Regions from separate parts of the Homo sapiens genome. Here region 2 is linked to region 1. A link is an interaction called in ENCODE POLR2A ChIA-PET data of the cell type or tissue named here. Cell type or tissue: Panc1. All regions are shown on one strand.

Region 1 (2,500 bases):
GGTTGAATTGTAATCTTCAGTACTGGAAGTGGGGCCTGGTTGGAGGTGACTGGATCATGGGGGTGGATTTCTCATGAATAGTTTAGCACCATCCATATGGTGCTGCCTTAGCAATAGTGAGTGAGTTCTCGTGAGATCTGGTCGTTTAAAAGTATGTGGCATCTCCCTCTTTGCTCTCTTGTTCCTGCTCTGGTCACGTGACATGCTTATTCCTGGTTGGTTTTCTGTCATGATTCATGATTGTAAGTTTCCTGAGACCTCCCCAGAAGCAGGGCAGTTGCAAGCATTATGTTTCCTGTACAGCCTACAGAACCACGAGTCAAATAAAGCTCTTTTCTTTATAAATTATCCAGTCCCAGGGATCTCTTTATAGCAATGCAAGAATGGCTTAATACAGGGACCTTGTCTCAAAAAAAAAATAGTTGATACATAAGCAAAATATGTATAAAAAAAATAAAGCCACTGAATACAAAAAACAGAGCAACATTTTCTTTGCTTCTCATGCAAATGTGCTTGATTTTCACTTTTACAAAACTTTTAGAGGCAGATGTCCTTCTTTCCTCTTACCTCCTGTGTTGGGGTAGAGCCACACCTGGCCCTGACTCAGTTATCTCAAATTCACACATACATATTCATATCCTCATATTCTCCCTCCTTCCTTCCCCTCTTTTTCCTACTCTCCAGGACAAACAGTACATTATTTCCAAGACTCCGAAATCTGTCCAAATACTTGGAATCAGCCCAATTGCCTTTTCAAAATACAGAATCTCCAGGAGGTAGGACTTTCAGAATCTGTTTTAAAAAATCTCTCCAGGTCAGCCTAGGGTCCTAAGGTCAGTCAGGTGTGTTAAACCCAATACCAGATTATTATCTGGAAACCTCATGGAGGTTAAAAGAGACAGAGGCAGACATTTTCTGGCTATAGGCTGCTTCTTTGTTGAAGAAAAATGAATTAGGGGCCAGGCATGGTGACTCATGCCTGTAATCCCAGCACTTTGGGAAGCCGAGGCAGGCAGACCACCTGAGATCAGGAGTTTGAGACCAGCCTAGCCAACATGGTGAAACCTCGTCTCTACTAAAAATACAAAAATTAGCTGGGTGTGGTGGTACACGCCTATAATCCCAGCTACTCGGGAGGCTGAGGCAGGAGAATCTTGAACTTGGGAGGCGGAGGTTGCAGTGAGCCAAGATCACATCACTGCACTCCAGCCTGGGTGAAAGCAAAACTCTGTCTCAAAAAAAAAAAAAAAAAAAAGAAAGAAAGAAAAAGAAAAAGAAAAATGAGGCCAGATGCGGTGGCTCATGCCTGTAATCCCAACACTTTGGGAGGCCGAGACAGGTGGATCACTTGAGGGCAGGAGGTTGAGACCAGCCTGGCCAACATGAGGAAACCCTGTCTCTATTAAAAATACAACAACAAAAAAAAATTAGCTGAGTATGGTGGCAGGCACCTATAATCCCAGCTACTTGGGAGGCTGAGGCAGGAGAATGGCTTGAATGCGGGAGGTGGAGGTTACAGTGAGCTGAGCTGGTCTCAAACTGCTGGGTTCAAGTGGTCCTTCCACCTCAGTCTCCCAACGTGGTAGGATAATTGGAGTGTTTAGGCCATTTATATTTAATGCTTTTCCTATATATCTCAAATATGGTCCAAGTTGCAAATAAACAACAGAAGCTTACAGTTGTTTCTTCCCAAATTTATAATACATTATCTCCAATTATGTGTTATTGGAAAGTGTATTGTGCAATTGTTGGGTATGGTGTTCTAAATATGCCAATTAGGTCAAGGTGGTTAATCATATACAAATCATTAAGATCCCTTCTGATTTGTTGTCTGTTTGCTCTATCAGTAACTGAGAGAGGTATGTTAACATCTCTAATTATGAAAGTGATGGCCGGGCGCGGCGGCTCACACCTGTAATCCCAGCACTTTGGGAGGCCGAGGTGGGCGGATCACGAGGTCAGGAGATCGAGACCATGGTGAAACCCCATCTCTACTAAAAATACAAAAAATTAGCCGGGCGCAGTGGCGGGTGCCTATAGTCCCAGCTACTAGGGAGGCTGAGGCAGGAGAATGGCGTGAACCCGGGAGGTGGAGCTTGCAGAGAGCCGAGATCACGCCACTGTACTCCAGCCTGGGCGACAGAGCGAGACTCCGTCTCAAAAAAAAAAAAAAAAAAAAAAAAGACAAAGTGATTTCTCTCTTAGTTCTATTAATTTTTGCTTTATATACTTTGAAGCTGTTATGAGGTATATACAAATTTAGAGTTATTATATCTTCCTTTTGAATGGACTTTTTTATCTTTCTGGGTTCAATCAATCCTCTGGCCTCAGTCTCCAGAGCAGCTGGGATTAAAAGCGTGTGCCACTACACCTGGCTAATTAAAAAAAAAATTTTTTTTTAATAGAGACAAGGTCTTGCTATCTTGCCCAGGCTGGTCTCAAACCCCTGAGCTCAAGGGATCCTCCCACCTTGGCCTTCCAAAGTGCTAAGATTACGGGC
Region 2 (2,500 bases), 380 kb after region 1:
GGCTCACTGCAGCCTCGACCTCCTGGGCTCAGGTGATCCTCCTGCCTCAGCCTCCCAAGCAGCTGAGACTACAGGTGTGTGCCACCATGCCTCACTAATTTTTTTTGTTTGTTTGTTTTGTGTTTTATAGATGCGGTTTCACTGTATTGCCCAGGCTGGTCTTGAACTCCTGGGCTCAAGTGATCCTCCTGCCTCAGCCTCCCAAAGTGCTGGAATTATAGGTGTGAGCCACTGTGCCTGGCCTCTATTTGTTTTATTGTTTTTAATTTAAAACAAACTGCTGGTTTCCATTCACTAAGTTGATATCAGTGCCGTTACTACGGGAATACATTAGAATGATTAGCTTTTAGGTGAAATTGAATTTTTTCTTTAGTTTCCGTAGTTAATGCAATGTACCTGCAGTTTGCAAAATTTTAGTGACTGCTAGATCTTTCCCCTAATATTGTCTTTTTGTAATGGAAAATGTTTAGGTTTGGGGCCAGGTGTGGTGGCTCATGCCTGTAATCCCAGCACTTTGGGAGGCTGAAGTAGGAGGATCACTTAAGCCCAGGAGTTCAAGACTAGCCTGGGCAACATAGCGAGACCCTGTCTCTACCAAAAAAAAAAAAAAGAAAATGTTTAGGTTTGCTAGTTTTTTTCTCTGCAATGTACGTGGATGGATTCTGTAAAACTTAACCTAAATAGCTGCAGAACAATCATTGAGAGAGGGAGGTCCTGTTGCCCTGATTACCATTACTGTCATCCCTGTTCTTTACCATTTCTAGGCACATTATTTTAAAAACTTATTTTGGAATCGTGAGGTTGAAAATGCTCGGTTGTATGCTGAGCTTCTATCGTTAGAATCCTTTGCTAGTTTCCATCTAACAGTCCAAAGTTTAGGTCCTTTCAGTTGGTTTTCACAAACCTTGCTTCTGTTCTTGGCAACTAGTCAAAAGGTTACAAAGCTGCTTTATTCTGCTCTCTTCTGGCCCAAGTCCAGTCTTTGTAAACCAAAAAAAGAGGACTGAGGAATGAAGCAGTTTGCTCATGTGTATATGGTCAGGTGAAATAACATGACTGAAGAGTAATTAGGGTTTGCGACAGTGGATTACATTTATGTATTGTCCCAATTCGTTTCCTGTAATCACAAAGGGGGAAAGGGCGTAGAAATATCAACAGTTCCTTGCCTATCCTAGCTGGTAGAGTGAAACAGGGTCAGCAGACATACTCTACTATTTTTATACCACTACCTGCTCTTAACACTTAGTGAGCACTTACTATGTGCCAGGCACTATTTAAAGCACTTCACTTGTGTTAACTCATACTCATACTTGGGAGGCCTGGGGAAAAAAAATGAGAATGGTAAAGGATAAAGAAGAAGACTTGCCATCTTCTCGTATGTTCTCATTACTTGGCTTAAGAATTCTGGCTGTTGATGACTATAGTATGGCATATCATACATTTTAAGCTCAGTCAGCTTTTAAATATCACCAGTCCTGTCTGCATTGTTCCATTATGAGACACATAGCTGTGGTTTGAGAACTCAGGCTTTGAAGCTAGCCTGCCTGGGCTCGAATACCAGGTTGGTGACTTACTATGTGTATAGCATTGGGGAAGTTACTCTCTGTGCCTTAGTTTTCTCATCTGTAAAATGGTGATAATAACAAATAGCTTCTATTTTATAGACTTATTGAAAGATTAAAATAATTAATGTATTACCTGGGCATGGTGGTGCATGCCTATAATCCCAGCTACTCAGGAGGCTGAGGCATAAAAATTGCTAAACCTGGGAGGTGGAGGTTGCAGTGAGCTGAGATCATGCCACTGCGCTTCAGCCTGGGTAACAGAGCGAGACTGTCTCAATTAAAGAAAAGAAGAAGAAAAAGAAATAGTTAATATATTAAAAGTACTTAGAACGGTACCTGACCCATAAGAAGCATTCCATAAATGTTTGCTATTAATAGTATCAACTCACAGTTGGAGCTCCTGAGAGTGTTTGTGACTATGATGAGTTCTGTATATTTGCTGAGTAACAGGGCATGATTGACATTTAATGTTATATTGCTCAGGAGCTTGAAAATATCTTGTCTTGAGGACCTGTAGGGAAAGTTCTTGTGTAGCGTGTTGGATTTAAAGCTAAAGGTTATCAAGGCTACAGGCCCAACTTTTAAAATCTCTCTTAGGAACCACTTGTTATTTGGGCCGTAATCTTAATAGTTTTAATGGTTTGCTATTTGGGAAAACTTAAGTGGAGCTAGTTAGTGAATTGACTTTCATTCAAGACCAGATTTCTTTCCTTTTTATCTTTGGTGTAAGATATTTATTTATTTTATTTTTCTTTAACAAACACTTATATTATCCTGTCTGATGGAGTTTTGAAGGGGTAAATAAATTTGGAGAAATAAAACATTAATAAAAAAACTGAACCTAGATTTTACAGTTCTTCTAACAGCTAAAGACATAGATTTCAAAAGACTTAGTTCTGTTAGTATAGTGTATAGTCAGTGTTATCCAAACACTG

The links. ChIA-PET counts read pairs that join two places held together with the same protein. Peaks named below come from ENCODE experiments on the same cell type or tissue, not always from the same donor. Only the 100,000 strongest peaks of a DNase experiment are listed, where the experiment ranks them.
Region 2: POLR2A ChIA-PET joins it to region 1 with 12 read pairs; 2 of 35 experiments call an interaction of 5 or more read pairs at or near these places.

What each region holds. Positions count from the first base shown.
Region 1 is chr1:28,453,954-28,456,453 of GRCh38, reverse strand. The region is part of intron 2 of PHACTR4 (phosphatase and actin regulator 4); the gene reads right to left. Among named protein-coding and RNA genes, the nearest start is that of SNHG3, 51 kb to the left of the region's middle. In Panc1, no CTCF peak of the experiment used is centred here; no DNase peak of the experiment used is centred here.
Region 2 is chr1:28,077,906-28,080,405 of GRCh38, reverse strand. The region is part of intron 1 of EYA3 (EYA transcriptional coactivator and phosphatase 3); the gene reads left to right. Among named protein-coding and RNA genes, the nearest start is that of EYA3, 9.5 kb to the left of the region's middle. In Panc1, no CTCF peak of the experiment used is centred here; a DNase peak (open chromatin) is centred at 1,533.